2 separate regions of the Mus musculus genome follow, and region 1 is linked to region 2. Evidence: chromatin loops called from intact Hi-C (ENCODE). Cell type or tissue: gastrocnemius. All regions are shown on one strand. Each heading gives the region's core, and the rest is flanking DNA. Links, peaks and the distances in the headings are about the cores only. Region 1 overlaps Capn12 (calpain 12). Region 2 holds the start of n-TKctt24 (a tRNA gene).

Region 1 (5,306 bases), core at 1-5,000, 100 kb before region 2:
AATTGTAAAGAGTTGTCATATGACCCAAGCTCCTTGGCCCTTGCTCATCTGAGTAAGTGAGGCGCATAATTGGCAAAAGTCCTGTGTCCCTTGTCAGTTGGTGAGATACGGAGCCCCTTCTCCCCCAGACCTTATTTGTTGACAGCCACCCGTCCATCCAGTCACGCCCTCTTCCTCCCTCAGCATATCCGTGTGGGCTGGGAGCAGCTGCTCACGACCATTGCCCGCACCATCAATGAGGTGGAAAACCAGATCCTCACCCGAGATGCCAAGGGTATCAGCCAGGAGCAGATGCAGGAGTTCCGGGCATCCTTCAACCATTTTGACAAGGTAACCTCACCCTACCCTACCCCACCCCACTGGCATAGCATTGCCTTTTGTCTCCCTCATTGTATGTCCCTTCGTACCCTCTCCATCTGCACCCATCCATCCATCCATTCCATCCACTGTCCTCATGATGGGCAGGACCCCAGAGTACACACAAGGCCAGGTGGGCACAGGTTCCAGGACTCTCAGAGTTTTTAAAATTTGGATCTAGACTGGTAACCTCTTGAGAGGAATTCTGAGTGTTGAGTTTGATTGTCTCCAGATCTCCTTTCACCCAGTACCACAGCCACTCAACTTCTGTGAGTACCAGTGTGCAGCCTCTTACCCTGTCCTGTAAACACTGAAGACAGGGAAAGGTCCCCTCTATCTTTGAGCCCTGGACTTGGTCCTCCATGCTGCCCACTGGACCCCTACTGAGGCCATGAAGACCTCTCTGCCCCACCAGTCCCTGGCCACCACCTTGTCTGCATCGCCTCTAACTGTGTGTTTCCCTTCCCCCTGTGTCTTCCTCCCCTGTCCACTGCATGTGGCCCGGCCCCTGCATCACCCTGTACGCCTGCCTTCGATGGCCCCCGGTAGGACCATGGCGGGGCACTGGGGCCTGAGGAATTCAAGGCCTGCCTCATCAGCCTGGGCTATGACGTGGAGAATGACCGGCAGGTACGCGAACCACGGCCCCAGCAGACCGACATTAACTGCTCTTCTCTTTCTCTCCTCTTCACCCCTGGCATCCTGTGCTGTCTCCTGGCTCTCTTGCCTCTCCTCCCTCATGTCTCTGGACACTTCACCCCTTACCTGGTCTCTGGGCCTCCTGTCTCCTTGCTTCTCCATTGTCCTGTCTGTCCGCTGTGCACATGGGGCCTAATCTGGGCCTGGCCTCTGCTATGCCTGCGTCCTGGGAGCAGAAGCAGACAGGCAGCATGGACTCAGATGACTTCAGGGCCCTGCTTATCTCCACAGGATACAGCCTGGTATGCTGCCTCTGCCTCCCCTGCCTCTGCTCCTCCTCCTTCCCCAGCCCCCTCACTCCCTCCCGAGCTTGCCTATCTTCCTGGGGACACTCACTCCTCCAACTCCAGTGCAACATAGCCTTGCCTGCCTCCGCTGCTCTGCTGCACTCGAGGCTGGGGTCCTTCCAGTGGACACCCTCCACCCCACCCCCGAAAAACCAACCTCTTCCTGCAAGTATCCAGGGAACAGTCTTCCAGCTCTCTCCCTTCTCTTTCTGTTTCTCATTTTCTTTCCCCACCCACCAAAGCTGGGAAAGTGAACCTCACCCCCTGCTCCCCCAGACTTGGGGGGAGGAGGCCAAGGGACAAACTCCCAAGGCTGGCACTATTTGGCAGCATTTCTGTCTTTGAATTCTTCCAAAACTGAATCTGTAAGCAGCTCCACTAAGTACTATGTCCTCTCCCTTTCCCCCTCCCCACAGGGTGATGCTGAGTTCAACCGGATCATGAGTGTGGTTGATCCCAACCATAGTGGCCTCGTGACCTTCCAAGCCTTCATTGACTTCATGTCAAGGGAGACCACAGACACAGACACAGCTGATCAGGTCATCGCCTCCTTCAAGGTCCTGGCAGGAGACAAGGTAAGCACGACCCACAGAAGCATTGGCGGCCGGTAGCCAAAACTTGAGCCAGCACTGGGTACTAGGTCAAGTGGGTAAGACACAGTGGCTCAGAGTCCTGTTTATGCCCCTAGAACTTCATCACTGCTGAGGAACTGCGGAGAGAGCTGCCCCCCGACCAGGCCGAGTACTGCATCGCCCGCATGGCACCCTACCAGGGGCCTGATGCTGCTCCTGGCGCCCTTGACTACAAGTCCTTCTCCACAGCCCTCTATGGGGAGAGCGACCTGTGAGGCCCTTGGCCACCCTGAACAGAGACTCCCTTGGCCTCCCGGAGGGGCTGAGGAGCCCTGCCCCCACCCTGACTCTGTATCTATGCAAAGAGCTCTTTGTGGTCCTTCTAGGGGGTCAGGCAGGGAGGGGCTAGGCAGGCCTCTCTTTCTCAGTCTTGTAGGGGAGGGAGGCTTGGCAATCAGCATTTCTGGTCTGCTAAATATATACGCTGTGCTGTGGGTTCTTAGCCGATTGGAGGGGACAACGGACTCCTGTGCCCCAGAGATACCTTCCTATCCCAGGTCCCCTCTGCCCCTGAGGCCCCTTCAAAGCCTCTCACATCTAGGCCAAAGCCCCATGTGCCTTGTCCAGGAACCGCCTGCCCTAAGAAGTCCAGCAGAGGGCACCCAGCTCCCCTGGACCAGATTCCAGTGGCTCCTCCCAGGAGCAGAGGACCTGCCATAGCCCTTCTCTGCCTCAGGAGTGGCTGCGGGGCAATCAGCCCCAGCCCACCTGGCCTCTGAGTCTCAGATTTTCTAAGGACCAAAACCAACAAAACACAAAGAATGGAACAGAAACAAACAAAAAAATCATTTAAAAAAAAAAAAAGGAAAAAAAAAACTTAAAAAAAAAAAGAAAACTTTAAAAACTTAAGACCTTCCAGAGAATTACTATTTACTTTATTAACTTACGGATTTATTATATAAATATATATCCATCTAGCTGCATATCTCTGCCACCTCTCTCACTCTCATAATGAAGACATAGCTGATTCAATGCCCTCCCCAGTCCCTCCTGATTTTCCCCTCGTGGCGGTGGGCAGAGGTCTCTGGGGACCTTCTGAGGTGGAGGCAGGCTGCTGGCCTGCCTGCCTGGTCGTTAATGGGTTTCTCTCCACTCGCCCCCTTGAGTTTATTCTGATTGATTTTTATTTTCTTGGTTTCTGGATAAACCACCCTCTGGGGATGGGAGAATAAAACATGTAATATTTTTAAGAAGGACTCTGGTGTCATCTTCTCCCTGCATCTCTGTTCATGCCCCAAGGAGCTGGCAGTGCCCACCAGCCCAGTGCCTGTGTGGGGGTTGTGCCCCTCTCTAAGCAGGGACTGACATGAAGAGGCTTCAAAAGGAAGGGTGGCAGTTCTGTTTGGGATGGCTCCAGCTCGTAATCCCAGCACTTGTGAGGCCGGCCAGGGTTACATAGCCACCACCTTTGTGACAGTGAGTCGGGCAGCAGGGTGACCTCCCTCAGCTTCAAACCTATGAGAAGGTAGCCACCTCCGACCACTGAAGAGAAAAGAAAGATACCCTTGAGGCAGAGGCCCTGGGATGGTGCTAGAGCCACACTGTCCCTCGGGCCAGCTCACCTGTTTGTGGGTCAGGCAGACGACCCCCTCGCCGCCATCCAGGTGTTGGCAGCAGTGGCCTGTGTGGGAGAGGCCAGGGTGAGTACGCAGCACCAGCCCTGATGCACACCCCACCACACCCTACCCTGCCTGCCAGGAGTACTCACGGAAGATGCAGGTGAGCCGGGCTGCACAGCACACGAAGCGCTCGAAGTCCACACGGAGCCGGCTGTCCCGGTAGCGGCTAGTGAGGGACTGGGTCAGCTGGTTGTTGAGGTGGAAGCCTACGAGGAGGCCGCCTTGTTTATTGTGTTTACAGTATCCACGTGTGGTGCTGCTTATTTTAGTGTTGGGGGTGGGCACACGTACATGGGGAGCGTCTTCCTCAGTCCTTTCTCTACTGAGGCCGAGGCTCACCGAGATCACTTGCCCTTCACGTGGGTGCTGGGGATCTGAACTCTGGCCCTCACACTGGAGTTGCAAGTAAAAGTTCCTTACCTACGCAGCATTCCTGTGTGCTGTTTGAAAGAAGCTGTCCTCTAACTCCTACATAGCCAAGGACTGTCACCAGCTCCTGAGGCCCCTGCCCCTCCTCGGGTGCCAAGAGTTCAGCCTGTGGTTTATGTGGTACTCGATCTAGAACTCAGGGCCTCCAGCACGCTTGAGGAGCACTCTCCAACTGATGTGGGCCTTTTGTGGCTGTTTTGGAGTGTTGGGGGTGGAACCCCGGGGCCCTTGCATAGGCCAAGCAAATGCTCTCTCCGTTGAGCTACAACCCCAGCCCTCTGGGAAGTTAGTGTGACACTTAAGTTGCTTAGGCTGCTTCTCAAGGTGCCAACAGGTGCAGCTTTGTGATTGCGCCTTCAGAGGTTGACGGACTATCTCCCCGACTGGGTACCACTGTGTGACTCTTCCTCTGAGGCCGCACCTAAAGTCTAGACATTGGCTCTGTCACATCTGCTGTAGAATCACAATGCAATGGATTTCTAGAAGCCCTAAGGCCCAAGGACTTGTCCCTCCCAGCTTCCATGAGCCCCATACAGTCTCAAAGATAACTGTACAAGTTTGTATTGTACCTTTGTGTGCTCATTCAACAGATGCTGCCCCTCCCACCCCCACGAACACCAGGCACACCATGCCCAGAGCTAGGTGGCCTGAGGCAGGTCGGTGTCCCTCTGATGTCCATGTACCCTGAGTATTGGTCTATGCTGGCCCAGGGCTGAAGGGAAACCTGGCTAGATGGCAGTAGTTCCTGACCCAGGAGCCCTCTGTCAACCTCTTAGAATTGCTGAAGATTCCCAGGCAAACATTATTATCAGACTCCTATCCAAAACAACCAGGCACTCTGGGATGAATGGATGGATGATCGAGTAAGTTCCCGACCTCCCCTCTGTCCTGTGTCCACTGCTTTAGTTCAGCACCCTGGCCCCCACCTTGGACTCTGCCTTGGGATCTTGTCTTCCATGTTCTTGGCCACTATTCTAGGTCTCATACTTGTAGTCTCTCATCTCTCACTAGCCTACGTGCCGCCCCCTGCCTGCCTGCCCCGGCTCCTACTTAGTGGTCACAGATGAACCCATGGAGGCATGGAGCTGACGGTCTTCTGAAATCACGATAATCCCACCCTAACATACATTTCTCCATGGCTTAGGATGGGATTTTCATCCTCTGTTGTATAACTCCGTAGCCTCATAAGGTGCTTTAGGGTATCTGGGGTGTTCTGTGGCATCTTGTGGGCTCCTTGCCATACTACACATTAGCCATGCCACAGATAAGCAGTCAGAGCCTCC
Region 2 (5,366 bases), core at 107-5,106:
AGAATCTGAGATGAGGCGTGCCCGAAGGCATCGGTACTGCCTGGCTACATAGCTGCTCCGGGTCCTGGCCAGAGCACGGATGTGGGCAGTGAGCATATCCTCGCAACCTTCCTCGTCTTCATCTTTGTAGCAGTCGTTGTTCACTTCCTCCTCTTCTAGAGCAGGACAGGAAAAGTGCACTTCCGACCCAAGGGAGTGAGCGTCTGCTCCAGGATGATGCACTTCCTGTCCAGTATGGTGAGCTTCCGGTCTCAAAGGGTCTTCCACCCAGGAGACCCGGTGTGGGGTGGGCTTCCTGGGGGCTGGATGGGAGACGCAGGTTGGCTTATTACAGTGCCGTTCATCCATTCCCTCATCTCTCAAGGTCCCCGGGCCCCGCCCAGCCAACCTAGACTGTATTTCTGTCCAGTCTCTGGCTCTGTTTGCTGTGGAGTCTCTGTTCCCCAGCCTCCATGTGTCTCCAGGTAGAGCTGGTTCACTACAGACAGCACCCTCCCTGAGGTGTCCACCTGGATGCAGCCAAGCCGATGGGGATCTGAGGGTCAGCGGAAGAGACAAGGTGTCCCAGGTATATAGGGGGCACCAGGAGACTTCATTCCCATCATCCTTCCTCACTTAAGACCAAGAATGCAGTCCCACTCCCACCCCTCCCCCACCCCCAGCTCCCAGGCCCTCCTGTTAGATCCCAGGATCGATCTTATCCCCTCCAATCACAGCTGACCCTGCAGATACCTCCTTCTCCTCCTCCTCCTCCTTCTCCTCCTCCTCCTTCTCCTCCTCCTCATCTTCCTCCTCCTCCCTCCTCCTCCTCTTCCTCCTCTTCTTCCTCCTCTTCCCCCTCCTCCTCCTCCTCCACTCCCCCCCCCCCTTCCTCCTTTCCCTCCTCTTCTTTATGGTTTCTCAAGACAGGGTTTCTCTGTCTTGGAGCTCACTCTGTAGACTAGGCTGTCCTCGAACTCACAGAAATCCACCTGCCTCTGCCTCCTGGGTGCTGGGACTAAAGGCGTGGGCCACCACCGCAGCTTCTTTTCATTCTTGCCCCACTCCCAGCTTCTTTCAAACCCAGTTAGTTATCTGGTCCTTTAGATCCAGTCTCTCTGGACCACAAAGAGGCAGGTTGGGCTCTCCTTCCTGGAGCAGTGGACCTCACCTGAGTGATTATCTCCAGCCCCCACAGTAGGCGTGGGCAAGAGCAGGGTCCTTGGCAAAACGTCCCTGAGTTAAGAGAGAGGGAAGCCTTGGTATGGATGGGTATCTCAGGCAGAAGGTCCCATGTCCCTCTGCCAGATGACCTGTACCTGCTGGCTGACAGAAAGGCCAGGAGATGGGGACAGTCGGGCATGCAGAGGTTGGAGGATTCCAGGGACACACCTGGTGAGGGGAAGAGAAAGGGGAGTTACAGGGTGGCCACTGCACACCTCACCCTACCCTGTGGCCCAGCCTCCCCACACTCCTACTCCCCATCCCCATACTCCTCCCTCAGAGACAGGTTGTTTCCACCACTGGGAGTTGACGTCATTTTCTCTCTCGATGTTCTGACACCAAATAAGTTAACTCATCAAAAATGTTTTCAGTTTTTGTTGTTGTTGTTTTGTTGAAACACTGTCTCACTGTTTCTCATAGGCCAGCCTGGTCTACAGAATGAGTTTCAGGATAGCCAGGGCTACACAGAAAAACCCTGTCTTGAAAAGCCATAAAGGCTGGGCGTGGTGGCACACGCCTTTAATCCCAGCACTCGGGAGGCAGAAGCAGGCAGATTTCTGAGTTCGAGGCCAGCCTGGTCTACAAAGTGAGTTCCAGGACAGCCAGGGCTATACAGAGAAACCGTGTCTCAAAAAACAAAAAGAAAGAAAAAGAAAGAAAGAAAGAAAGAAAGAAAGAAAGAAAGAAAGAAAGAAAGAAAGAAAGAAAGAGAGAGAAAAAGAAAGTAAGAAAGAAAGAAAGAAAGAAAGAAAGAAAGAAAGAAAGAAAGAAAGAGAAAGAGAGAGAGAAAGAGAGAAGGAAAGAAAGAAAAGCCCTAAAGAAGAGGAGGAGGAAGAGGAGGGGGAGAAGGCAGTTGTGGTAGGAGGGGATAAGATCACCTCTTTGGGGCTGGAGAGCACCCTCTTGTGGTTAAGAGCACTGACTGAAGAGCCTGGATAGCTCAGTCGGTAGAGCATCAGACTTTTAATCTGAGGGTCCAGGGTTCAAGTCCCTGTTCAGGCGGAAAGATGGTTCTTTTGTGTTTGAATAAGGGAAGAGCAAAAACCTCAGTCAACACAAGAATTTCTTTCCTCAAAGGGAATAAAAATAAACCAAGTAAAAATGAAGTGGGCTCAGTAGGGAAGCCATCCTTTAAAAAAAAAGGGGGGGGGGGGCTGGTGAGATGGCTCAGCAGTTAAGAGCACTGACTAAGGTCTTAAGAGGTTAAGAGCACCGACTAAGGTTCCTAAGGTCCTGAGTTCAAATCCCAGCAACCACATGGTGGCTCACAACCATCCATAACGAAATCTGATACCCTCTTCTGGAGTGTCTGAAGACAGCTACAGTGTATTTACATATAATAAATAAATAAATATTTCTTTAAAAAAGAGCACTGACTGTTCTTCTAGAGGTCTTGAGTTCAATTCCCAGCAACCACATGGTGGCTCAAAACTCTCCATAAAGGGACCCAATGCCCTCTTCTGGTGTGTCTGAAGACAGCTATGATGTATTCATATACACAGAGTAAATAAATAAACCTAAAAGCAACCATCCCTGGATCCTAGGGGCAGTGATGCCCCCTGCACACCTGGGATGTCCCCCAGATCCACTGAGATCTGCTGGCCTGGATCTCACTGTGTGGCCCAGATTGGCTTCAAAACACATGGCAATCTTTCTGCGTGAGAATACAGTCCTGAGCCACCACACCAGGCTTCCTTTTGCTTTTGTATATGTAGCCCAGGCTAGACTAAAACTCTTCTTTTTATTATATTAAAATTATTCCAGCCGGGCGGTGGTGGCGCACGCCTTTAATCCCAGCACTTGGGAGGCAGAGGCAGGCGGATTTCTGAGTTCGAGGCCAGCCTGGTCTACAAAGTGAGTTCCAGGACAGCCAGAGCTATACAGAGAAACCCTGTCTTGAAAAACCAAAAAAAAAAAAAAAAAAAAAAAAAATTCTATTTATATGTATGGTTGTTTTGTCTGCCCGTGTCCGTGTGGTATATTAATGCCCACAGAGGACAGAAGAGGGCACTAGATTCCCTGGGACTGGAGTTACAGGTGGGGTTCGAGCCATGTCACATGAGTGCTGGGACTCTGGAAGATGGGTCCAGCACTCCAGCTCCAGTCCTTGAATTCTCGAATCAACACAGGTTATCTTCTTATGGAGGTTCTCAAGGATGGAGACTTAAGTCAACCACTCAAGGAAGAACGCTCCGGCAGGAAGGACAGACAGTAGCGACATCTTGCAGCTGGGTTAGCGGGAACAGAGAGGAGAGCAACGGGGCTTGGCAGTGAGTGTGGGCCTGAAGCAAACGGAGGGGCAGAAGCAAGCTGAATCAGACAGCACTGTAGCTCACGATGGCCACCTAACTTGGCATTCAGGGACGTTACCAAACACCTCCAGGGTTTGGGGGAGGGTTGGACCACAGGAAGCCCATGTGTGAACACACCTCTTTGCTGTGCTCAGCAAGGGTTTCAAGAGCAAAGGGAGCTGCAGAGACATCAGGGGAGGAGACTACTGCAGTGGTCTGGGCAGGAAATGCTGGGCTAGCTCAGACTCAGTGATGGAGGCATGTGGGACTGGGGAGACTCAAGAGATATTTGGGGATCAAAGCAGATAGCTCTCAGCCCATTTGCTGTGTGGACTGAAAACCCAGGGCAGGTTCCTCACCTCCAGGAAACCTCTGAATTTGATAGGTGTTGATATCTCCTGAAGAAGGTCCTGCCTTCAACATCAGGACCTGGCCAGGCTCATGTCCGATGACCAGGAAGCTCTGGAGAAGAGGGGCCAGGGCAGAGATCAGCTCCATGCAGGAATGCGCAGATGTTTCTTTCTGCCTGCTTGCTGACACTTCGCTTTAAGGGGTGGTCCTCAACCTTTCTAAGCTGTGACCCTTTAATACCATTGAGGGACAGTGGTGACCCCCCAACCATAAAATTACTTTTGTTGCTGCTTCATAACTCTAATTTTGCTACTCTTATGAACTGTAATAGAAATATCTGATATGCAAAAACTATCTTTGTACTCTTGATCCTCCTGCCTCTGACTCCTGGTGAGCCACTAGGCACAGCCCTGAGGAATGTCTTGTTCAAGGCCATAGTGTGCTGAGCTACAGGAAATGATTAACATCTGGGCTTGGAGGCACACAGCTGTGATTCCAGCATTCTGGAAGCTGAGGCTGGAGGATAATGGGTTCAAGAATAGTCTGATTACACAGTGATATTGGCTCAGGTAAATGTACTCAGTGCTGGCTTGGCTTTACCACATAACTCCCAAGTGAGCTTTATTTTGTTTGATTTTTCTCCCCCCCCCCCCCCAAACAGGTCCTGGCTGTCCTGGAACTCACTGTGTAGACCAGGCTGGCCTTGAACTCAGAGATCTGCCTGCCTCTGCCTCTCAAATGCTAGGAGCACTGCCAGGCTCCAAGTGAGGTATTTTTGTTTGTTGTTTTTTAAAGATTTAATTATTTATTTTATGCATATGAGTGTTCTATCTACATGTACACCTCCATGCCAGAAGAGGGCATCTAATCCCAGTATAGATGGTAATGAGCAACCATGTGGTTTCTGGGAATTGAACTCAGGACCTCTGGAAGAGCGGACATTGCTCTTAACCACTGAGCCATCTGTCCAGCCTCCCCCACTCCCTAAGTGAGCTTTTAAAGCCTGGCTCTCCAGTCCTTGGCATGCGTTCTTCCTCGGGTCAGAGGCACAAGACACCTGGCACCTCCTTTCTTCCTGCCTAGGATACACATATCATAGACCAGGGCCAGACCCCAGGTGAAATGAAGAAAGCTCCGAGAATAGCCAGCCCTGATGTCACTGAGCTGCTAAACTCCAGCTGCCAGGTGCCTTGCTATTGGAAAGACAAATACATTTGTTGATGTCCTTACAGAACAGGCCTGGAGATTTAGCTCAGCTGGAAGCGCGCCTGCCTTCAGTGCATGGAACACTGGGCTCAACCATCCCTAGTACTGCACATGCTAGGTGTGGCCACACACACACACACACACACACACACACACACACACACACACCCCTCTAACATTCATACTCGGGGGCTGTAAAGGCAAAAGGATCAGGAATTTGAGGTCAGCCTCTGCTACACAGTGAGTTGGGGACCAGCCTGGGGTGTATAAAGCCTTCCCTAAAACAAATTCCTACATTTTGGGTTAGCCCAGTTG

Evidence for each region. Peaks named below come from ENCODE experiments on the same cell type or tissue, not always from the same donor. Only the 100,000 strongest peaks of a DNase experiment are listed, where the experiment ranks them.
Region 1: a loop joins it to region 2, with 2.2 times the contacts of the local background. A loop is called at or near these places in 2 of 42 quality-filtered maps.

What each region holds. Positions count from the first base shown.
Region 1 is chr7:28,891,113-28,896,418 of GRCm38, reverse strand. It overlaps Capn12 (calpain 12), which reads right to left. Exons shown (of 21, transcript NM_001110807.1): 19 at 3,684-3,800; 20 at 3,538-3,596; 21 at 2,834-3,457. The coding sequence ends at 3,431. It overlaps Actn4 (actinin alpha 4), which reads left to right. Exons shown (of 21, transcript NM_021895.3): 18 at 184-330; 19 at 907-987; 20 at 1,760-1,918; 21 at 2,032-3,171. The coding sequence ends at 2,190. Among named protein-coding and RNA genes, the nearest start is that of Gm44700, 4.8 kb to the right of the region's middle. In gastrocnemius, for the core only: a CTCF peak has its summit at 2,569 (motif pointing right); a DNase peak (open chromatin) is centred at 2,563; H3K27ac peaks cover 532 bases.
Region 2 is chr7:28,790,827-28,796,192 of GRCm38, reverse strand. Rinl (Ras and Rab interactor-like) reads right to left here. Exons shown (of 12, transcript NM_177158.5): 4 at 3,854-3,956; 5 at 1,299-1,371; 6 at 1,151-1,215; 7 at 389-535; 8 at 1-302. It overlaps n-TKctt24 (a tRNA gene), which reads left to right and starts at 2,133; the gene lies at 2,133-2,205. In gastrocnemius, for the core only: CTCF peaks have their summits at 2,117 (motif pointing left) and 3,191 (motif pointing right); no DNase peak of the experiment used is centred there; H3K4me3 peaks cover 200 bases; H3K27ac peaks cover 409 bases.